Regions from separate parts of the Homo sapiens genome. Here all the other regions are linked to region 1. The links are chromatin contacts, found by Hi-C or POLR2A ChIA-PET in ENCODE. All regions are on one chromosome and are shown on one strand. The core of a region is the stretch at or near the end of the contact, and the rest is flanking DNA. Distances in the headings are between cores, read along the strand shown. Region 1 holds the start of PTGES3 (prostaglandin E synthase 3). Region 2 holds the start of RAB5B (RAB5B, member RAS oncogene family). Region 3 holds the start of SARNP (SAP domain containing ribonucleoprotein). Region 4 holds the start of GLI1 (GLI family zinc finger 1). Region 5 holds the start of GDF11 (growth differentiation factor 11). Region 6 holds the start of PYM1 (PYM1 exon junction complex associated factor). Region 7 holds the start of ARHGAP9 (Rho GTPase activating protein 9).

The links. Hi-C counts contacts between places; a loop is a spot of excess contacts on that map. ChIA-PET counts read pairs that join two places held with the same protein, here RNA polymerase II (POLR2A). Pooled maps may share reads with other maps.
Region 2: a loop to region 1 is called in a pooled map, with 7 times the contacts of the local background. The contact joins the promoter of RAB5B here to the promoter of PTGES3 in region 1. A Hi-C loop is called at or near these places in 7 of 50 pooled maps. POLR2A ChIA-PET finds 5 or more read pairs at or near these places in 2 of 52 experiments (HEK293 and K562).
Region 3: a map with no recorded cell type shows a loop between it and region 1 (9-fold over the local background). The contact joins the promoter of SARNP here to the promoter of PTGES3 in region 1. A Hi-C loop is called at or near these places in 4 of 37 single-sample maps with no recorded cell type and 11 of 50 pooled maps. POLR2A ChIA-PET finds 5 or more read pairs at or near these places in 7 of 52 experiments (BJ, CD4-positive, alpha-beta T cell, T-cell and 4 more).
Region 4: a loop to region 1 is called in a pooled map, with 5 times the contacts of the local background. The contact joins the promoter of GLI1 here to the promoter of PTGES3 in region 1. A Hi-C loop is called at or near these places in 6 of 50 pooled maps. POLR2A ChIA-PET finds 5 or more read pairs at or near these places in 7 of 52 experiments (B cell, BJ, GM12878 and 4 more).
Region 5: a pooled map shows a loop between it and region 1 (4-fold over the local background). The contact joins the promoter of GDF11 here to the promoter of PTGES3 in region 1. A Hi-C loop is called at or near these places in 4 of 50 pooled maps. POLR2A ChIA-PET finds 5 or more read pairs at or near these places in 2 of 52 experiments (CD4-positive, alpha-beta T cell and GM12878).
Region 6: a loop to region 1 is called in a map of OCI-LY7, with 7 times the contacts of the local background. The contact joins the promoter of PYM1 here to the promoter of PTGES3 in region 1. A Hi-C loop is called at or near these places in 4 of 168 maps with a recorded cell type or tissue (B cell, CD8-positive, alpha-beta T cell, OCI-LY7 and 1 more), 3 of 37 single-sample maps with no recorded cell type and 15 of 50 pooled maps. POLR2A ChIA-PET finds 5 or more read pairs at or near these places in 1 of 52 experiments (naive thymus-derived CD4-positive, alpha-beta T cell).
Region 7: a loop to region 1 is called in a pooled map, with 11 times the contacts of the local background. The contact joins the promoter of ARHGAP9 here to the promoter of PTGES3 in region 1. A Hi-C loop is called at or near these places in 3 of 37 single-sample maps with no recorded cell type and 9 of 50 pooled maps. POLR2A ChIA-PET finds 5 or more read pairs at or near these places in 4 of 52 experiments (B cell, GM12878, Panc1 and 1 more).

What each region holds. Positions count from the first base shown.
Region 1 is chr12:56,686,782-56,689,732 of GRCh38, reverse strand. PTGES3 (prostaglandin E synthase 3) reads left to right here and starts at 1,449. Exons shown (of 8, transcript NM_006601.7): 1 at 1,449-1,735. The coding sequence starts at 1,734. RefSeq lists enhancers at 513-562, 1,039-1,564, 2,063-2,182, 2,293-2,342 and a silencer at 1,213-1,402.
Region 2 is chr12:55,972,508-55,975,720 of GRCh38, reverse strand. RAB5B (RAB5B, member RAS oncogene family) reads right to left here and starts at 1,643. Exons shown (of 6, transcript NM_002868.4): 1 at 1,582-1,643. CDK2 (cyclin dependent kinase 2) reads right to left here. Exons shown (of 7, transcript NM_001798.5): 7 at 2,932-3,213. RefSeq lists an enhancer at 1,750-1,899.
Region 3 is chr12:55,816,026-55,819,285 of GRCh38, reverse strand. It overlaps SARNP (SAP domain containing ribonucleoprotein), which reads left to right and starts at 1,562. Exons shown (of 11, transcript NM_033082.4): 1 at 1,562-1,620. The coding sequence starts at 1,585. It overlaps ORMDL2 (ORMDL sphingolipid biosynthesis regulator 2), which reads right to left and starts at 1,245. Exons shown (of 4, transcript NM_014182.5): 1 at 1,174-1,245; 2 at 113-287. The coding sequence starts at 286.
Region 4 is chr12:57,458,531-57,461,547 of GRCh38, reverse strand. GLI1 (GLI family zinc finger 1) reads right to left here and starts at 1,763. Exons shown (of 12, transcript NM_005269.3): 1 at 1,347-1,763. LOC124902947 (a long non-coding RNA gene) reads left to right here. Exons shown (of 2, transcript XR_007063335.1): 2 at 1,987-3,017. RefSeq lists enhancers at 2,035-2,084, 2,095-2,174.
Region 5 is chr12:55,741,385-55,744,438 of GRCh38, reverse strand. GDF11 (growth differentiation factor 11) reads right to left here and starts at 1,317. Exons shown (of 3, transcript NM_005811.5): 1 at 678-1,317. The coding sequence starts at 1,122. RefSeq lists a silencer at 282-341.
Region 6 is chr12:55,926,484-55,929,467 of GRCh38, reverse strand. PYM1 (PYM1 exon junction complex associated factor) reads left to right here and starts at 1,574. Exons shown (of 3, transcript NM_032345.3): 1 at 1,574-1,743. The coding sequence starts at 1,707. It also overlaps a transcript of DGKA not described here. RefSeq lists enhancers at 1,303-1,883, 1,963-2,132, 2,173-2,392, 1,884-2,464 and a silencer at 2,483-2,632.
Region 7 is chr12:57,478,114-57,481,225 of GRCh38, reverse strand. It overlaps ARHGAP9 (Rho GTPase activating protein 9), which reads left to right and starts at 1,360. Exons shown (of 18, transcript NM_032496.4): 1 at 1,360-1,496; 2 at 1,802-2,135; 3 at 2,469-2,686. The coding sequence starts at 1,820. RefSeq lists enhancers at 947-1,036, 1,207-1,256, 2,777-2,826.

The DNA of each region.
Region 1 (2,951 bases), core at 200-2,699:
CACCCGGCTGATTTTTTTTTATTTTTAGTAGAGACGGGGTTTCACCATGTTAGCCAGGATGGGCTCAATCTCCTGACCTCGTGATCTGCCCGCCTCTGCCTCCCGAAGTGCTGGGATTACAGGCGTGAGCCACCGCGCCCGGCCCCTTCCCTTTTTTTTTTTTTTTTTGACACAGGGTCTCACTCTGTCGCCCAAGTTGGAGTGCTCACTGCAACCTCCGCCTCCCGGGTTCGGGGTTCGAGCTATCCTCCCGCCTCATACTAGCTAGTATTTGGCATTACAGGCAAGTGCCACCACGCCCTGCTAATTAGTATTTTTAGTAGAGATGGGGTTTCACCATGTTGGGTGGGCTGGTCCTGAACTCCTGACCTCAGGTGATCCGCCCACCGAACTTCCCAAAGTACTGGGATTATAGGCGTGAGCCACGGGCGCCCCGCCCAATTTCCCTTTTTAATGGCATTTGAGCTAGGGTCCAGGTTTCGTAGCTCCCACTACCTGTCCTGCACAACACAGACACTAAATACCTTAGTGCTTATTATGAAGCCCCGTTCTTCAGAAAGGTTTTATAGCACTTTCGTTAAACCTCCTTCCTGTTCAAAATGCAGCGCACTAGAGTATTTTTCCCCAATCCACCGTTAAGCGGCTTCTTCTTAAGCAGGACTGTTTTGGGTCTCTTGGTTGCTACCCCTACTACACCCTACTAATATGTTGCACAAAGCGACGGGGAACCCCTTCTCCCCCAAACGATGTGCGTGGAAACACACAATGTCCTACTCTCTCCATTCCCAGAAACCTAGACTCTCCCCTCAAATACCTTTCCTGGCTCATCTACAGCACTAAGGTCTCAAGGTAGGGGCAAAAGCCCGCCCCAATTGGCAAATGCTCCTCCTCCGCCAAGAACCTCGAATTTCCGCTGTCCCTGGACAGAGCCTCCAACCTTCAGAAAAATGGCGAGGTGGACCCAGGCCCTTGATTCTGAAGTGAGCCCTTTTCCACAGCACAGGCTTTTTACAGGTTTTTGTGGTGGAATGATGACTCAGTGAGCTGATTTACTCCCTCAAGAGTAACCAACGCGCCATTTCAGTTCTCCAGGATCCCGACTCCGTGTCCCTCCGCCTCAGCCTTGCCTCCCACTGTCAACGCAACCGTTTCTCAGAGAAATCGCCGAAGGCGCATGGCAGGGCAGTTGGGCCACTAACGGTTTTCTAACGCGAGAAGACAGAGCGGGAGGAGAGGCGGGAACGCGTAGGGACTAGCAGGGGGCGGAGTGGGGGTGGGGTGGCGGACGAAGGGCGGGGCCGGCGCCAGGAAGGATCGCGAAGGAGCTGGGAGGCCCCGCCCTTTCCGTAGATATCTCTAGAAAGCCGCGCCGGAGCCCAAAAACAAGGACTGCGCACGCGCGGCGGCAAGGCCCGGGCATTTTGCTGCGTCACCAGCCGCCGCCCGGCCTCACCACCCCTCGTTTGCACGCACGCACGTTCATTCTCCGTCCTCGCGCCCCTTTTCCTACACTTTCCTCTTCTCCCCGACCGGAGGAGCCGCTCTTTCCGCGCGGTGCATTCTGGGGCCCGAGGTCGAGCCCGCCGCTGCCGCCGTCGCCTGAGGGAAGCGAGAAGAGGCCGCGACCGGAGAGAAAAAGCGGAGTCGCCACCGGAGAGAAGTCGACTCCCTAGCAGCAGCCGCCGCCAGAGAGGCCCGCCCACCAGTTCGCCCGTCCCCCTGCCCCGTTCACAATGTGAGTGCGACACCCCGCCGAGGGAAGGTCGCCGAGTGAGGCCGAGGCCGCGTTGGGGGCTCCCTGGAAGCGGCCCCCTAGCCTTTCTCGCATCGGTGGTGGCAGTCGTTCCTGCCTGGGGGCGGGAGGTCCAGGATCCTTGTTCCGGTTACCGTTGGCGGGTGGAGGACATTTTTCCTCCAGATGTCTGCTTCCCCCACCCCTGAACCGTTCCTTGGCTTCCCCATGCCGGAAATCCTACTTTTACCCCTTTGGCTGTCTGGGTTACTCGCCTCTTTCGGTAACTTCACCCTAGGCCTTAAGCTCCCGGTAGCTGCTCGCCATGCGGCGCCCTGAAGCGTGAACCTTCGTGGGTCGCCTCTCGGCTGCTTGGGCGCTCCGGTTCTGTTGCTTTGTGGTCCCGGGGCCAGGCCCTGAGTCGAGTGCACCTGTGGTGGGTGCCGCCAGGTGCCTGGCGGAGCTCCTGGGAGAGCCCCACGCGGACCTCGCCGTGAGCTGCAGGTACTGCTAGGCAACTAGAAGGAAGCCATGCCCACGCCGCAACATACTTCCCTCTCCAGTGTCTGGGTTTCTTGAGTGTGGGTACTTCCAGTCCGCCTCCTAACTCCAGTCTCTTGAAAACACGGGAGGTTGCCAAAACTCAGCCGCTTCCCTGGCAGCGAGGAGGAGTTACCATTGAGCAGGTAGTTCCGCACGTGTCGACTTTGGAAAGATACGGACATTTTCTGTGTTTCATGTTCTACTTGAGGTGAGGTTTCACTATCTTGTTACAGTGTAGGATGAAATAGGTATGTAGTAGGCATTTAATTAACCTACAGTCGTCCCAAAGATCTTAAATTTGTGTGGAGGTGAATACAGATTCTATGGCAGTCTTCATTTTACGATGATAAAGGAAAGCCTTGGCGATTTTAACCGGTAAGAATTCTTGGCACTGCCGCGTACAGTGGGAACTGCCGGTTTTACAGGGTTTTTTTTTTTTTTTTTTTTTTTTTGACGGGAGGTTATTTTTCAAGGTACTAACTACGTCCTAAAAGGTATGGAGAACAATTAAGGTGGAACCTTTTTTTTCTTTTGTTTTAGACTCCATTCAGAAGAGAGAAGAGGGGAGTGACTTTATGTCTTTGGAAAAGTAATAAGGATTTGCTTGATTCAAGTCATGATACTGAGGCTGAGTATATTGGCTAGAAATCTAAAGGGATGCGTGAGGCTGAAGCGA
Region 2 (3,213 bases), core at 394-2,893, 710 kb after region 1:
GGCTCCAATCTATGAGGGACTAAGAAGGCTAGCAGACCATTAAAAATATGTGGGGAGGAGGGTACTCCACTCCTCTGCTTTGGCAATCTTTGTCTTTTTTTTTTTTGGAGACAGGGTCTCATTCTGTTGCCCAGGCTGGAGTGCAGTGGGAAGATCATGGCTCACTGCACCCTCGAACTCCCGGGCTCAAGTGATCCTCCTGTCTCAGCCTCCCAAAGTGCTGGGATTACAGGCGTGGGCTACTGCACCTCTGTATCTTTTTCTCTACTCACCATCTTCCCCAGATACTTCATAGTTTGACCCAACTTTCTAACAGCACAGAAATCTGGGCTTTTGAAGTAGACAAAGAACAAGGGGTGATGCCAAGCTTTTGAAATGGAATTTCTCACTCTTCCCCAAATCTCTTCCTCAGTGATATCACCGCATAGTTTCGGACCTGTTAACTCCATTACCTGCCTGGGAAATACCCAAGTCAAGTCTAAGTCCCACAAAAGTTTCACCAACTATGATCAGAAGATCTCCTGATGGCTGAGGATCTCTAAGCCCCTTTCCCATGTAGATAATGAAATAGATATGAAATAGATTCTCAGTTCTAGGAGACATGGTATTTGCTATAGACCACATTATTAAGTGGGAAAGAAGTGGACAAAACATGCCCCCAATCCAACTTCTTAGCTCTTTCATAGGACATGAAACAGTAAGTTAAGAAACAGACTGCAGTATAGACCAGCTATGAGGCCAACAGAAAGTGTAGGGGCTGAGTTTGGAGCAGCCAACAGTCATGGAAAAAAAAAAATTACTTTGATCTTCATCCCTACCCTGGGAGTTTTAAAAAGCTTCAAATTACCACATCTAAACACTAAAGGGAACAAAAGAGTGTGTACTCCCAAGACCCAGAGCCCCCAGCCCACCCTTCAGCATTCCCAGAAGTTCCCATAACTGATACCAGGCCCTGCTTCCATTACTTCAACTACCTTAGTCTTCTAGATTAATACAGCCTTCTTCATTTTCCCCAGTTCTCCCTCACTGAACCCAAATCTCTCTCAGCTCAACACCATAGCACCCTCAGTTCTTTTTACAATAGGCACTTTCCCTGAAAAGAACGCTTCTTACCCAACTAAGAACCCTTCTCAGGCCCTTCCAATGAACCTCTCTGCAGGGACCCAGCCCCAGTCACCCCCGGGGCTCGGGCGACAGGTCTGACCCTCCTCACCTCCCGGCAAATGGGCTTACCTCACCCGCTGCCCTGTTCCTTTCCCCAGCTCCTCCCTCTTCAGCGCTGCTTAATGAGGCCTGCCCCTGCCCTCACTCAAGCTCCAGGCCTCCAGCCCCCGGCCCTCGGCCTGGCCGCCGCCACAGCCCAGCCGCCTTCCCGACTCACCAACTTCGGGGTCCCAGGCCGCCCAGTCCCCTCCTCAGCGACCCCCATTAGGCCTGCCGGGGCCCGGCCCCCTTCTCCCCTCTCCGGTGGGCCACTCTAACCCCTCGCTTAGGACCAGACCCGCCTCCGCTCTCAGGCCAGGCTGCTCTCATCTCCCGGGCGCTTCCGCCCCTGCCCTTTGGGCTCCATCAGCTCGGTACCTGGGGCTCCGTCTCCCCCGTCGGCCCCAAGCCTGTGTCGAACAGACAAACAGCTGCAGCTCAACCAAACCCTCCTGCCCCTCCTTCTCCTCCTCGCCCTGGGGCGGGGCTCCAGCCAATAGCTCGATTACCCGCCTACCTTCGAGGGTGGGCTATATGTGCACTCATCCACCAATCCTCTGGAGAAAGGCGAGTCTCTTTGGGCGCTGTCACCAACAAGTACGAGCAAGGGACGCGACAGGCGGGGCCACAAGCCAATAGCGAGGGAGAAACCTCGAAGATGGACGAGGTAAGGAGCCATTAAAGAGCAAGCTCCTGAAGACAGGGGGCGGTACACTGCCGACAGGCGTATGTATCCACCAATAAAATCTCGACACCCCATGACCCCGCCTTTTGACTCATAAACATCTAATCAGGTGAGTGATGGAGGCGGGTCAAAGTGAAACTTTAACCAGTACTGCGAAAATACGGTACTTGACTGGCAGGCAAGGAGGGGTTGAAGGAAGCCTTAGGAAGGCCGCTACTGACCTTCGCCCCTCCCCCTGGACTTGGCTGGGGCTGGCTCTAGTGCCCTGCCTTCTATGACAAATTCGCGGGCGTAAAGGGAAATACCTCTTCTAGGGATCCGGAGCCTGGGAATTTAAGTAACCCTGACATCAGCGCTTCCTCCTTTTAGTGAGGCTTCAGTGGACAGGCGTATTTGGGGTGGCCGCGGGCGGTCTGAGATGTTTTTTGGTGGAATGAGACAATGGCAACTACAAGAAGTGGTAGCTTGGAGACGCTTTTTCAGAATCGTATGTAAATGTAAATAAAAGAATCTTTGGAAAACTTTTCTGTCTGTGATATGAAACAGAAAGGAAAAACGGCGGGCTTACTGGGAAATGCAGTGTCGAAAGGCAAATTCCCCGGGAGCCCTCTTCCTGCCGCTATGTATGTGCATGGGTGTGTGTATGTATGGGGTGTGTGTGCATATATGGTGTGTATGTGGTGTGTGTGTATTTGGTATATGTATACGTGGTGTGTGTGGTATATGTGTGTATATGATGTGTGTGTGGTGTGTGTATGTGATGTGTGTGTGGTGTGGTGTGTGTGTGGTATGTTGGCTGGGGGAAAGGAGGTTTGCTGGTGTGTGGAGAAAGTGAAGTAGGAAGTATATAGGCTTCAGTTTCCCCAGCCATAAATAGGGATGATAATAACCACTTTGTTCACCGTCAGCACTAGCCAAAATGGGGTGGGGTGGGCAGCCATGCACAGAGAGATTAGGAAAAGGGGTCTGAAATCAATGATCACATACACACATTCATATTCTGTCTCCCACCATTCTTTCAGTAAATAAGAGGAGGAAAGAGATGAACTATAAAACTAGGCACATTTTTTTAATGAGCTACAAACTAAATTACAAATAACGTTAATAGCAAGAGCACTCAAGGACAAGGGTGACAGAGACAAATCATAAAAAAAAAATGCTTTTTTTTTTTAGCACTGTCATTACAAAACCCCAAGGTGCACATGGCAACAAATCCACCCACTATGACCAAAAAAAAAAAAAAAAAGCCAACTCTACTATTGGATATAACCTGAAATATAAATATAATTGTTCATCCTTCTTTTAAAGAAATATTTTTACCCATG
Region 3 (3,260 bases), core at 313-2,812, 870 kb after region 1:
ATTATGTTAAGATCCCAAAAGGAACACATAAATCCCCAAACAATTGGTGATTTTATTTTGCTTTTGGTTGGGAAACCCTGGGGTGGGTACAAGGGCGTGGTTTAGTGCTCACCAGGTTATGGATGACGTTGGTCAGGGTCCAGACAACAGGAATGCTGAAGAAGGGGATGCTGAGTAGAACCATATGCAGCAATCCTACCAAGATGATGTAGGCCAGCCAGATGCCTCGGCTATTCATCACTCGGGTGTTGGGGTTTACTTCGCTGTGTGCCACCCCCACATTCATCCTAGCCGTAATGGGGGATCAGGCAGGAGTCCAGCTCAGTTTTTTCTCAACCCCTCTTGAGCTATCTCCCAGTTGTCTCTCAGATAGCCCCAATCCCCTGAACTCTATTGGGAATGAAGAACTTACCCATCACGCAGAAAATAAAAACTGAAGACTTGGGGAAAACTTTAAAAGACAAGAAGAGTCCTCACTACATTTCAGAGACATAGTCATTATTGCTCTGATCTTTACACGTCAACTGTAACATGAAGGTGTATGTGTAGGCTTGGGGCACTCACTTCAGGGAGCAAGGGAAATAGGAGTATCTGACTTTGCTGAAGAAGTTAATAACCATGAAGAGGTCACGTACACCCAGAATTCCAGGCGAAAGTCATGGAATCATCAAAGAACCACTAAGAAGGGATGACAGAGTAAAGCTCACTCTGGTCCCCACTTTGTTCTCTGGGGCTTGTCCACCCTCTCTCTCACCTCCGTGGCATGTAAACAGTCTGCATCCCCATTACTTCTCTCAAGCGTGGGGCACGACAACAACTTGCCCACGGCTTCTGGACTGGGTTAGGAAGGGACCTGAGCTCAATACCTCGAAAGGTGGAGCCTTGGCTCTGACTCCAGGGGCAGCAGTGATTATCTGAACTCGGATCTTTAAAATTGTGGTAGCTCTAAAGCTGATGATGTCTGGTTAGGAAGCGGCTCTTGCCCGCCCCAGCCCCACCGCCAGTTCCTTAAGCCCGCCCCATGCCCCTCCCAGCTTCCTCCTCATGTTCATCGGTTTTTTCAGGGCTCCCTTCAGCGCTCCCCTCTCAGTATTTAGGTCACCACTCCCTCGGCGCCCCTTTCGCCTCCCACCATTTTTCCTCAGCAACCCTTACAGTCTTTGCAGCTCCTACCTGCCAGCTCAGATCCCCGTCCGGCTATGGGCGCGGCGCCGGCTACCACACCTGAAGTCTCCAGGAAGTAACGCCTCTCCTTCTGCCCCTTTCCTATTGGAGGAACAGAATCAGCGCTGCCACCACCCATTGGTTGGTGGTCTGTAATGCAGAAGCACAGTTGGTTGCCATTTCTGTCGTTCGCAAGATACAGTGCCCGCCCCTCTCCCAGTTCCACCTTTTGAAAGAGGTGGGGCAAGCTGCCTAGAGAAGTGAGAGCGACGTCAGCTATTGACCAATGGGAAGAGCTGATGGTATGGCGTGGGAGCAAGAGTGACAACGATTGGTCAGCCTTGCATCTCTACGCCTAAGGCGGGAGCTCCTGGAGGCGGAGGCCGCGGGTGGGGGCCTAGTGGAGTGAGGGGTAACAAGATGGCGACCGAGACGGTGGAGCTCCATAAGCTAAAGGTACCGTGAATCGGGGAAGGGCTGAGTTGGACTTTTCTAGGAACTGAATTCTACAGGGTAGCTTGCGCCTTCTCCTACGTCTTCTCCGTGCAGCCTTTTCCACTTCGTTTCTCGGCTCCCGCCGTAGCTCTTTTGTGCCACCCTTCCACACTACGCCTTCCCTAATTTCCCATTTCTCCTCACGGCTTTACTGCTATATTTATTTGTTATTTCTGCTTCCTTCATCATTGTATCGTCCGTCACCCTTCCCCACTGGGTTGTGTAAGTGCCTTCTACCTGTTATACTCTTCGTTGCTTTTCAGGGCTGCATTACGTCAGTTGGTCCCTCCTTTTTGCCCCATGTCGGAGCCAGGATCCGTTTTTCTTCCCTGGGATGATGTTTCCAGTCTGTCGTCCGAAGCTGAGATTTCCCTGTTAGCAAATGGTGGCATTTTTGTGTATTTCTGTCTAAATAGGTACCAGACACTCAGAAAATACTTCCACTCCCCTTTTCTAGGTGGGATTACGCCCCAAGCCGAATTTTGAAACAGGGAGAGGCCTCTCAGAAGATCGGTCTCGCCTTAGAAGCCTGGGGTTGAGGAGGTCTTGAGAATAGTAGAAGTACAGACACCTCAGATTTAAAAGTTTTCGAGTTCTGTCACGCGGCTCTCGGCCCGCCAGCCTTCCTCACACACCATCTCCAACCACCAGAGAGAACTCACACCTGCAATATTTGGGAAAAACAATTCCAAGGTTAAGATTATCTCTGTTCCATTTCATATCTCGGGTGGGCCCTGCATCTCCTGGTGTTACCATTGGCTGACACTGAATCACAGAAGCTATTTTAAATTGTCTTATGAGACTCTTGGTAGTTTTTTCACACTTAGATATATAAAAAAGTTAAAAAAATATATTAAAAAGAAGAACATTTTAAAAAGTATTTTCTTTTAGGGTAAATTAAGATATCTTGAGTAATTGTCTGTTTGTGGTTTCACAAGTAGTTTTCCCATTAGATGTTTTGGACAAACCAGGCTGATATAGCTGAAACTGAAAAGTGATCCTTTAAAGCTCGAAAAGTTTTTTTTTGTTTTTGTTGCTGTTAAGAAAGCTTAAGGGTAGTAAGGGTAGGGAGAGGACCCTTCTTTAGTCACTTATTAGTTGACCCCAATTAGTCTTTCTGTGAAACTGATGTTTTTCTTACTCTTGGATTCTAAACTCTGTTAGTGGGTTTTTGTGTTATTCTGGAGTTATTGTTAACTTGATGATACTGAAATGCATAGACTATATCAGCGGTCTCTTGATCTTTATTGTGATGAGTTAAAAAAAATTGAGCAATCATCTCCACTTTGTTTATATATACTGTACTTATAGAAATTGTATACTTCTGGACTGTTATAAAATATAACACAGAAAAGGAATTTTTGAATGAGATAAAAAGGAACTATATATAGAAGAGCTAATATTTTCTTCCTATTTGTCCTATTTTTGAAATCCCTGGAGTAAGTCACCAGCTGCCCGATGACTTACTTGCATTTATAGATTGTGTTGGTTTATGGAGTTCCTCCTTCCATCAAATCTGTATTTGTCAGGTCTATATAAAATTTGTATTTGATTGGATAAGTAACTTTTACGTAAAGTCCTCTGACCTGATTTCAGTGTTA
Region 4 (3,017 bases), core at 514-3,013, 770 kb before region 1:
GGTTAGAAAGGGAGAAGAATCCAGAAAGTATAGGGGAGAGAAAGCAGAGAAAGTGACTGGGTCAATAAAATTAGGTGTGTATGGGGAGGAGGAGGGGCCCGGACACCTTAGGTTGCTGGTTATAGCAGCCGGCTTCCCAAGGGTTAACCCCTCCAGACCCCCGGGAACCCCCTGGTGACGTCAAGGGCGGGGATGCCAGGGAGATAATGGTGGAGGGGGAGAGGTCTCTGGACCCCGCCCCCTAGGGAAAACCACACTTATTCCGACCCTTACATATCCCCCGGGAAACCGCCCGCCTTCTCCCTCTACTGGAACGTAAAGACCTATCCTAGAAGACCCCAGCTCTCCAGACCCCTAAAACCCTCAGTCCCCAGGCTCTACGGGGTCCCCTTTCCGTAATCCTGTCCCGAAAGCTAGCTGCCCAGTGCTGATTGTTTCGGGGTCATGGGACCTGAAAGAGGATTCAGAGCGGGGAGCAAGGGCAGGCAGGGTGGTCTGAGCCAGAGGAGGGGCCTCGATCCCCAGCTCCCGTTTGGGCGGGGTGCCAACGGGGATACACAGGCTGGCAGTGGCCAGTGGTCCCGCCCAGCCCCGGTAGGGGTCTCCCTGCGGCTGGCTCCCGCTGCCCCGGTGGTCCTGAGGTCAGAGGGTCAAGACAAGGTCTCCCCGGCTCCTCCTGAGCTCCTTGCCCACAGCCCTTGGGACTCAGGAGTCCAAATTGCATGGGGTCATTCTAGGGCCTTCACTAGACCTTGGACAGCCCCCCCCCGCCCCAGCCCCCTTCCAAGTCCAGAAGACACTCCTTTCCCCTAAAGCACAAGCATCCACTGGCACATCTGTCACAAGACAGGTCAAAGGTTCAAGCCTGGCTGGCCCCTAGTGGCTCTGTTGCCTCCCACACACCCGTCCCCACCCCACCTGGAGCTCCCTCCTTTGCAGTCCCCACCTTTCAGAAACACTGACATCTTCCTACCCCACGCGCAGACACACACCTGGGGTTACCTCTCTACAACGCAGACCTCCAGCTAGCCATCCCTCCAGCCTCTTAAACTTAACCGCATGAAAGTAAGATATTTCTAATATATGGGAGAGGCGGAGACAAAGACCCACGGTTCCCTGAGACAGAGATACACAGACTGACAGAAGAAAAAAAGGGAAGAAAAAGAAGATACAGAGAAAGACACAAGTGAAAAATCTGGAGTTTCTAATGTCTCACCCCAGGCTCTCCCACCCCTATTTTGCCTCTATGTCCCGGGTCTGGGATGAGTCCCTAAGAAGCTGAGCATCCCCTCAGGCCCCCTCCCCCACTGCTCCCAGGTGGTCCCCCGCCTGCCCCCCCTTCTCACCTCTGTCTGGGCGCTGGGCTCGGGATGCGCGGTCCAGGGCTGGAGTCTGGGCTGGGGGGTGTGCGGTGGGGAGGGGGGGCGGAGAGGGCCACGGCAGCGCAGCCTCGATGCCACCCCCACCCCCCCAACCTGGCCCCCAGCCCTCCCGCCGGCCCAGCCCGCCGGGCCGCAAGCCCGGACCACCCGCGAGAAGCGCAAACTTTTTTTTTCCCTTTTGCAAAAACTTTTTCTCTCTCCAGCCGCTGGCGCGCCGCCGCTCTTCCCGCTCGCCCCTCACCTCCCTTCTATTTCCCTCCCTCTTGCCGTTCTGGAGGATGAGGCGGGGTAGCTGGAAGCAAGAGAAGGGGTGCCGGGCTTATTGCACCCCCAGGACCCCCAGGATCCTCCCCCTCCCTTGAGGGACCCTATACTGCTTACGCCCCCCCCCCCGCCCCGGCTGAACACGCTGCTGTTGGTGAGTACTAAATCCCGGCTTGGATTTCTGGATCGGCTGGCCCCAAAGAGGCCCCGACAACCAGATTGAGGAAAATATTGCGGGGCAGGGGGAGAAGTTCAACCGAGAACGATAATAGTGGAGGTAGGGTAGTCGCCTTTGGTTGGTGCTAACTGAGCATTCTGCCATCCTGTGGTTTATCTGCAGGCCTCACCCTTTGGATGGAACTTGCAGCGGCCGGGACAGAGTTGCGGTTTGGGGCAAATCAAGTTGGGTTGGGGGCTCTGGAAGAAGGTGAGGAGTCTATGGAGCATAAAAGCAAGGAGCAGCGGCTGAGGCTCTGGGTGCAGGGTGTGGTTCACGAGGTCACCAAGGAGCCCTGGGACTGAAGCCCCTTTCCCTAGAACCCCGGCTCTACGTCTCGAAGTTCTGGAGGGTGCCGCCCCTCCGCACCACGTCACTGCAGGCTCTAGCTGCTCTTCCAGGCTTTCTGCTCCCTCTGCTGGCCGTTCTCACACATGACACCCGCTCGGAGTCGAAGCAGAAGAGCTGGGGAACTGAAGGAGGAGCCCAGTTGAAGGAGGAGCCCCTCACTAAAGCCCACTTAAAAGCCCAGGAGGTGGATATGTGAGCTCTGAGAAACGGAGAGGCAGAGGTTGCTATGCCCAGCGGTACTGCCTGACAGGGAAGTGCCCTGCCTCTTTAGATTTGCATTGCCATCGTGACCGGATATAAGGGAGGGGCAGCATTTCAGTCTCTGATTTTTATGAGAAAGAGGAGGAAGCATGACAAGGAAAAAGGGCACCCTCTCCCCTTTTTTTCAACCCCACAGGCAGACCTCCCACATCCTAGCTCTGCTTCCAAGAACCACCCCCTTGGGTGTGGAAGGTCAGTGGGTTAACTGTTCAGTCTGAGGGTCAAGGGGGAAAAGAAAAGGTGAAGGTAGGGGGAGATCTGGGACTTTGACCCAGGCTAGTTATCCCCAGAGGGTCAGAGACCCAGCTCAGTCAGACCAGACTAATGGGCACTGAAAAAAAGGCACCCCACACATGCTCCTGTCCCAGCCTCGAGCCCCTTCTTCCAGAGGAGCTATTTATGTATTTATGTATTTATTTATTTTTATTTGGGACGGGGCCTCACTATTTGCCCAGGCTGGAGTGCAGAGGCTATTCACAAGTGTGATCATAGCCTCGAACTCCTGGGTTTAAGCGGTCTTCCGGCCTTAGCCTCCTAAGTAG
Region 5 (3,054 bases), core at 68-2,567, 950 kb after region 1:
TGAGTAGCCAATGAGTGTCCTTAGCCCCCAGCGCAATGGAGTTGAGCTCTCCGAGCTCGGTCAGTATCAAGAAGGCACAGCTTTTCCGACCCCTTGGGATACCCGGTCTGAGACAGGGGTCAGGATGGAAAGGGTGCCAGCTGGGCTGCCAGGAGGTGTACAGGGCTCTGGGACCCTATTCTTGGGAGAAAGCACACAGTTCTCTGCAACCCGTTGGGCACGTTGCGAACGGAGCACGGAGTGGGGAGTTACCGCCAGGGCCACTGGGAAGCAGAGAGCACTGCAGTCCAGCTGGGGCTGCGGGGGTCCTGCAGCCTCCCGATTCTGTTCTCCAGCCTCCCCACCACGGCTTTTCAGGACAGAGTCACTGCCCAGCCCCAGCTTCCCCGGACTCCAACAAGGATCTTTTTAGCATACTGGGGGTGGAAGGCACTATCTCGAAACCCGCCCCATTTCCCCCGCCCCAACCTCCGGGAACTAGGCGTGCATACAACTTTGCAGCCCATCTCCACCGCTCGGAAAACTTCTATGAAGTAGCCCCCGCTCCCTAATTCGTCAAGTTTTCGCAGAAAAAGCTTCCGGGCCGGGGCAGCAGGGAGCGCCCCGCTTGGAGCAGAAGGCGCCCTTCGCGGGGCCAGAGCCAGCACCCCACTGCTCGCGCCCCGCAGCCCACTTACTCTCCTGGGCCATGCTAATGACGGTCTCGGTGGTGGCGTGGTACTCGTCCTCCTCCAGGAAGTCCTCGGGCTGCAGCGCGTCGCCCTGGAAGTCGTGTAGGTCCAGGATCTGCTGCAGCGGCGGCGCCTTGGGCAGCAGCTGCTTCACCACCTCGCGGCTGATGTTGGGCGCCTCCTTGAGCCGCAGTTTGCTCAAGATCTGCGACTTGATGCTCTCTAGGCGCAGCTCGCGGCTGTGCTGCCGCCAAACGCACACGGGGCAGCCGTCCGGCTCGGGCGCCACGGACGGGGCTGGCCGGCTGGAGCGCTCCCCCCCGACCCCCGCCGCTGCCGCCGCCGCCGCCGCCGCCGCCGCCGCCGCGGGGCCCTCGGCCGCCTCCCCCCGGGGCCGCAGCTCCAGGGCGAGGAGCAGGAAGCCCAGCAGCAGCGGGGCCGCGAGCACCATGCTGGAGGGGAGGGGAGGGAGGACTGGGGGGCGGGGACGCCGGAGTCCCGCGGGGAGGGGGCGGAGGGAGGAGGGAGGGAGGAGGAGGGGGTCCGGGCGGCGCGGGATTGGGGGCTGCCCGGCCGAGGGGGGACCCGGGGGGCCGGGGGCGGCGGGCGCGCGGGCGGGGCGGGCGGGCGGCCGGGGCGGGCGGCTGGGGGGGCCCGAGCCCGGGCCAGGCCCTTTATAGCCCCGGCCCCCGTGTCGTCAGCGGCCGCGATTGGCTGCGGAGCCAACAAAAGAGGCAGCGCTGTCATCCGAGGCGAGAGAGGGAGCCGGAGAGAGCCGAGGAATAGAGAGAGGGAGGGAATGAGGGAGCAAGGGCCAGAGAGAGATGAAGAGACAGAGATATGAGGGGGCGGGGGGGCGGATATAGAGGGAAAGTCAGAGCCAGAGAGACCAAGGAGAATCAGAGAGATAAGGGGGAAGAGACAGAGATAGGAAAAGGAGGAGGAGAGAGGGAGAGACAAAGGAGGAAAAGAAGAGTCAGGGGGAAGACGCAGAGGTGAGAGACTTAGCTAGAGAGGGAAATTGTGTGTCTGTGGGAGACACAGAACCAAGAAGGAGGAAGACTGGGACAACTAGTGGGAGAGTTAGAGTGGAGACAAAAATGGGGAGAAGAGGGGTACCACTAGATAGGGGGAGACAGAGGTCTACAGAGCCAGACCAGAAGAGATCGGGGGTCATGGAGATGGGAACAGCGGCAGAGGAACAGAGGACAGAAGAGTGCCCTGGGAAAGGGGTGGGGGGGGGGGTGGGGGGGAGAGAAATCAGGATGGGGGAGGAGAGAGAGGGGCACAGACAGGGAGACAACAAGGGAGCCCCTGAGGAGGCAGGTGCAGGGGATTGGGGGTGGGGGAGAGGAAAGGCAGAAACTCCTGAGAGAAGGAGCCACAAGAGTCAGCCTTGGTGGGAGCACAGAGAGCCCAGGGGACAGAGGTGGAGAACTTGAGACCAGAGGAGCTCTAGCCACCAGAGGTAGCCCAAAGAAGATGCTCAAGGAAGCCATGGAAGGAAGCACCAGGCTAGGCTCATCAGAGGGATTAAGGGGACTAGGAGAGGAAGAGGTCAGGGACAACCTAAGAAGGTGGAGAGGTGATGGGAAGAACTGAAACAGAGGGAAGACATAGAGCTGGGAAGACTGTGAGCTTGAAACTGGGGCTTAACAGGGCTAATGTAGTCAGCCGGCTGGAAAAGGCAGGAGCTAGAGGCCACTGGGGGAAGGGTGAGAGGAGATGGCTGGAGGCTGTTATACTTGGGGAGAAATCTAGATCTCTGGATTTCTAGCTATATCTTTGGATCTGCAGGGTCTTAGAAGTCTGAGAAGGGGCTGGAGGTTGCAAGGGTGAGCATGGGAAAGAAGTCTGCGCTCAGATGCACGAGATGAAATACAGATGTGGGACCAGCCCTAGTCTTCAGGTGTGATCCTGGGCAGTCAGAGAGCAGAGTAAAACAGTACTAAGGTGAAAAAATGTTTTGAATGTGCTTAACTTCTGACTTCAGGTTTTCCAGGCTTATTTCTGGATCTGAAAGCCCTGGAGCAATAGTCAAATGGAAAATGTTTGTGCCAGGCCAGGCGCGGTGGCTCACGCCTGTAATCCCAGCACTTTGGGAGGCCGAGGTGGGCGGATCACGAGGTCAGGAGATCGAGACCATCCTGGCTAACACGGTGAAACCCTGTCTCTACTAAAAATACAAAAAATTAGCCGGGCGTGGTGGCGGGTGCCTGTAGTCCTAGCTGCTGGGGAGGCTGAGGCAGGAGAATGGCGTGAACCTGGGAGGCGGAGCTTGCAGTGAGCCGAGATCGCGCCATTGCACCCCAGCCTGGGCGACAGAGTGAGACTCCGTCTCAAAAAAAAAAAAAAAAGAAAAGAAAAGAAAATGTTTGAAGGA
Region 6 (2,984 bases), core at 325-2,824, 760 kb after region 1:
GGGGGTGGGAAGGGGGCCTAGGGTTGGTAGTGAACAGGGGCGACTTTAGGTTTCCCTCCTGCACAAAGGTCTATTGAGCAGCCTCTGAAAGCTGCAGAGACCACTCCTGAGGTAGTTCAGTCAAGACCAACGTATCCCATTAGTTCTTAGAGGCTTCATCCCACACTCTCACGTCTAATCATAACAAGGTTAAGGACAAGATGTTAGACCCTGCAGGGCTGAAGTACAATCGGTGAAAAGAGAGCAAGGGTTTAAGACCACAGTGTCACAACACTTGCAATAACAGTGTATCGTATGCAAATACTTTTTATTTATTTATTTTGAGACTGAGTCTTGCTCTATAATACAAGCTGGAGTGCAGTGGCACGATCTTGGCTCACTGCAACCTCCACCTCCCAGGTTCATTCCTCAGCCTCCCGAGTAGCTGGGATTACAGGCACTCGCCACCACACCCGGCTAATTTTTGTATTTTTAGTAGAGATGGGATTTCACCATGTTGGCCATGGCTGGTCTCGAACTCCTGACCTCAAGTGATCTGCCCACCTGGGCCTCCCAAAGTGCTGGGATTACAGGCATGAGACACCGCACCCGGCCTGGAAATACTTTTTAAATGAGCCCCACCCCCAGACATTCTGAATTGGCCTCTAGTGGAAGTCACAGACATGGAGGATGGGAAGGAAGGCAAGCTGCGGCCCCCAGAAAACTTCTGAGGCCTAATTTGTCTTATAAAGGTCCTAGTCAGCCATTGCTCAGTTTTTTAGTTTTTTTTTTTTTTTTTTTTTTTTTTTTTTGAGACGGGGTCCCACTCTGTCGTCCAAGCTGGAGTGCAGTGGAGCGATCTTGGCTCACTGCAACCTCCGCCTCCCAGATTCAAGAAATTCTCTGCCTCAGCCTCCCGAGTAGCTGAGATTACAGGCACCCGCCACCACGCCCGGCTAATTTTTTTGTATTTTTAGTAGAGACGGGGTTTCGCCATCTTGGCCAGGTTGGTCTTGAACTCCGGACCTCGTGATCCACCCGCCTTGGCCTCCCAAAGTGCTGGGATTACAGGCGTGAGCAACCGCGCCTGGGTTTTGTTTTGTTTTTTAAATGGGACATGCTGCCTAGTGTTGGAGGTAGTCACCAATACTTACCTCCTGCCTCCTCCCTGGTTCCAGGGGTACTGCTGGACATTAAACTAAGCCAAAGTGGGGATATAAGCAGGAAGGTAAAAGGGTTGATAAGGAAAAAGCTATATGAGGGTGGAGGAGGGCAGAGTTGACACCTGAGGAGAGGAACCTGCAGCCGGGCTCCTCTCAGGCTGTAGGGGAAACAAGTTTAACAGGACTTAGCCCTGAAGGAACAACAGTTGCTGAAATGGGCGGCGGAGGGAGACCATATGGGTTCGTCTGCAGAATAGGGAGGTACGGCGCAGGGCAGGACTACAAATGGAGTGACACTACGGGACCGGATTATTGGCGAGTTGCCCCGCTTTAGATCCTCAGCGGTTGGACGAGTTTAATTAGAATACTAAGTAGGTCCGCCCAGAAGCTTTCACCCTGCCCTCTGACCCTAGGGCCCAGCCCGAGGAGGCACTCAGGGTTAGGAGGTCTGGGCGAGAAGCAACTAGGGCCCTCATCACTTCGCCGCCGAATCCCCGGCGCCGCCCAGCGGGGCAGAGCCAGGCCAGGGCCGCCCGCCCAACCTGGTCCGCTGCCTCTTCGGCCATGGAAGCTGCCGGCAGCCCTGCGGCTACGGAGACAGGTGACCGACCCGCGGCGCCCTCCGCCTTGCACGCCCCTCCCGCGGGTCTCTGGTGGTTGAGTGGGTTGGCCGACAGCAATCGGCACACGAATTCGACCTCCCCACCTTCTTAGGGTTAGATAGGGTCTCCAACCGTCCCTAGAAACACTTGTGCGCCCCAGTGCGTTCCTGGAGTTTGTCTGCTCCACGTCACCAAGCCGCTCTGAGATCTGGGTGCAGGCCAGAGCCTGGATATTCTTCCTTTCTTCATTTATAAGGCCCCCTTTTTGGGTGCAGGTGGGCCTTGCGCCCTTTTCCCTCGCAGGTCCTGGACGTACGAGGAGTTCCTGGGGATGAGAGGGACTGTGCCTCGGAACTTCTCTTGGCTCCCTGAGGACTGTTTTACAGGCAGCAAGCGCTCAGTAATGGTATCGGTGGCAGTAAAAAGCCCACGGCTTTATTTTATTAACTATTTCAGCTTCTCCACTCTTCCTCCTCCTCCACCTCCGCCCATGAAATGGTGCACTCTCCCTTTAAGACTAAGATGGTGGCTTGCTACGATCGGGACTCCACTTCCGGTGGGGAGGGGGGCGGGACCCCAGCCCGCTCACGCCGGAAGTGGTTTGCGTTTTCAAGATGGCGACTCCCTATGTTACTGACGAGACCGGCGGTGAGTGCGGGAGGCGCGGAGCCGCTTCTCTCCGGGCTCTCGGGGCAGGGGTTCGGACTTGGAAAGGGGTCTGTGCCCCGCCCATCCCGGGGCCCCTCCTTTGCCCCGCCCCCCGGACCGCCTTCCCCATTCATTCTCTCCTACGGGGTGTCTCCTGCGCCCCCTTCTGGTCTCGTGTTTGGGGTCTCTGCTTCCGGTCACCCAAACCCTGGGGTCCTTCAGTGCTGGTCCCTGCTTCAGGACCCTCACGGGCCCTTAGCTTTTCTCCAGCAGTTGGACCACTCATATCTCTTTTAGGTTCTTCAGGCTTGGGGGCTTCTACACTCTCATTTCCCTCCAGTTCCTGCCCTCCTTCTTTTCCCCTCCCCCATCTCAGCTATACTTGGTTTCTGCCCTACCCCAGTCCCGTTTTCATTATTTTTCTCGAAGCTTTATTTGCTGAAGACCTCCTCGTTTCTACATAGTACCTTTTCCTCTCCCGTATCTTCATTTGTTGGGTCACTGAGGTTTAGAGGTGTGAAGGGAAGAGGACCCTAATACAACTTTCAGCTTGAGTTTTCTCCCTGATGGAGCCACCCTTCGCTACCTTCTC
Region 7 (3,112 bases), core at 111-2,610, 790 kb before region 1:
TGGTACCTGGAAAGCCCAGTAAGGGGAGGTTTGTCTAAAGATGGGAGAGACTTGGATATGTTTAAAAGTGAATGCGACGAAGCTAACAAAAACAAGCTAAAGTATAGGAGAGAGAGTTTCAGAGAAGGCAAAAAAAGGGTGGATTCAAGCACTGAACACCAAATGAATAAATAAGTGAATAAATGGGTGAAATTAGTCACTATTTTGGAAGTGGGAAGGAAGAGTTGAGGGGTAGGATTCTCCATGTGTTGAAGTGAAGTAAACTAGGAAGATCACTGAGGCAGAAGCCCAGTACTAGCCACCCAGCCCTCAGGGGAAGAGAGCTGGCTCTCTGATATCACCAGTGGGGAGGGTCATTCGCTCCTTAACCCACCTCTCCAAACCCAAACAGAAAGCCTCACATTGTGCAGTGGAGAAGCTGAGAGAAGAGGAAAAGAGGAGTGGCCAGGTAAGGCAGAAGCAGAAGTGTGGGTTTTAAAGTGCTGGTAATCCAGGGAAGGTCACTTCCCACCTTCCACCAAGGAGAAGCTGGCATCAGTCCCCTATCTACCTGTCATAGCGTCTTGCATTACTTGTCCATTGTTCCTGATTCAATTGTAATTATTAAGTTTATTGTGTCATTAGTTAAGGTCTGTCTCTCCTTAAGCTCCAAAAGGGCTCATTCCCTTCTCTCATCTCCAGTGCCTGACACTGCTCCTTGCACGCAGGAGGCACTCAATCAATCCTTGATAAAAGCATAAATGAGGCCGGGCGCAGTGGCTCACACCTGTAATCCCAGCACTTTGGGAGGCTGAGGCGGGTGAATCACCTGAGGTCAGGAGTTCTAGACCAGCCTGGCCAACATGGTGAAACCCTGTCTCTACTAAAAATAAAAAAACTAGCCAGGTGTGGTGACAGGCACCTGTAATCCCAGCTACTCGGGGGACTGAGACAGGAGAATCACTTGAACCCGGGGGGCGGAAGTTGCAGTGACCCGAGATCTCGCCATCACACTCCAGCCTGGGGGACAAGAACGAGACTTCGTCTCAAAAAAAAAAAAGCATGAATGAACCCACACACTAAAGTAGCTCCTGCCTCAAGAGGCTTGTGTGTACAGGACAGTATCAAGGCTTCTCAGCTCCCAAAATCGTGTCCTGGATTGGGAGGGTGGTGATATTTCAACTCTGAATCCCTCTGTGTTTCTCCCACTTTGTCTTTCTCTCTGATTTGGTCTTGGTATTTATTTGGCTTTCTGTTTCTCTGTCACCATGTCTCTCTGAGTCTGCACAGGAAGCACGCAGCTATGGTCTGAGGTGACTGGTAACGGAAACATTGATGCTTGCATAAATTTAATAAAGAATAACACACATTTTTGTCTTTGTCATTAACCTTGTGTCTCCCTGTTTCTGTCTTGAACCTGATTCTTTCTTCTTATCTCCTTCCTGTGTCCACCTCAAGACTCCCACCACTACCCAGGACCAACTCCTGCTCCTGAATCTTCTGATGGGCCCCACAAGGTACTTGGAGGAAAACTACTGGCCTAGGTCATCTCCTCTAATTTCCTGCCTTGCTGGCCATGCAGCCCTGCTGACCACATCCTCTCTCATGTTACTTACATACTTCCTCACCAGACACCACCAGGAGTTCTCAGCCCCCAAAACCTGTCACCGATCCTCACCAGGCTGTTTGCTCTACCCTCTCCCCCAACTCAAGGGCTCCCGTCCTCACCTCCCTGCAACACTGCTCCTAGAACCATGTCTGTCTACCTGGAGACAGCCAGGCCTATTCCCTTCTGGGTCTCCAGTGTCCCTTTTTCTCACAGGTGACAGTGCTGGCTACAATGCTATCCAGCCGGTGGTGGCCAAGTTCCTGGGGGATCCTAGGGCTGGGCCCCCGAAGCCCTCCTCGGGGATCCCAGCTCTGTGCCCTCTATGCCTTTACTTATACTGGGGCAGATGGCCAGCAGGTGTCTCTGGCTGAAGGGGATAGGTTCCTACTGCTTCGAAAGACCAACTCCGACTGGTGGTTGGCAAGACGCCTAGAAGCTCCCTCCACCTCTCGACCCATCTTCGTCCCAGCAGCCTATATGATAGAGGAATCCATCCCTTCCCAGAGTCCAACTACCGTCATCCCCGGCCAATTGCTCTGGACTCCTGGTGAGTAAGCGCTAAGCCCTCTCCCTTCACCTTCCTACCTCCCATCACCTTCCTACCTCCCTGGCTTCTGGGAATTTTGGGGAGGTCCCCCTCCCTCAAGCTTCTGCTAACCATCTTCTCTTGTTTTTCTTTGATCAGCCTACCTCTTGCCCCCGCCATGGCATCCTCATCCCACTGCCTGTCCTCCTAGTCCTAAGGCTTCTAGGTCTCATGCCATTTTCCACATCCTCCCTCTGCCCTTCTTGTCTTCCCTGTGAGTTCCCAAGATGAGGGACCCAGTTACAACAACACCTCTGATCACCTGCCACCCACCCTCCCCTTTTCTGTTTCCAGGGCCGAAGTTGTTTCATGGTTCCCTGGAGGAGTTGTCTCAGGCCCTCCCAAGCAGGGCTCAGGCTAGCTCGGAGCAGCCTCCTCCACTTCCCCGCAAAATGTGTAGGAGCGTCAGCACTGACAATCTGAGCCCCAGCCTTCTGAAGCCTTTCCAGGAAGGACCAAGCGGAAGATCCCTCTCCCAGGAAGACTTGCCGTCAGAAGCCAGTGCCAGCACAGTGAGTCACAGCTCTTCTGAGCTGGGCCCTGTTCTAGGCACAGGACAGACAGCACCTCTGTCTTCAGGGGACTCCCCTGGGGATGACAAACACAAAAACAAATAAATAAGATAACGCTTGGTACTACTGATAAGTCTAAAGGCAAGTTAATGTGGTGGAGAGTGGCTGAGGTGGTGCGGGGAGACATCTGTGAGGTCACGGCATTCAGTTGACTCTGAGCAAGGAGGAGAAAGAGGCAGCCGAGAGGCAAACTGGGTAGGAGGTGAGAAGGGACAGTAGGTACCAAAGGCCCTGAGGGGACAGGGCACAGGGCGCAGTGGAGGCACTGAAAGGCCAGCCCTGTGCTCTTCCTTCCTCCAGACTCCTAGCCCAGGGCAGGGTTTTTCTGTGTTCTGCTTGCCTGATAGGCTACAGCAGGTCTCCTCT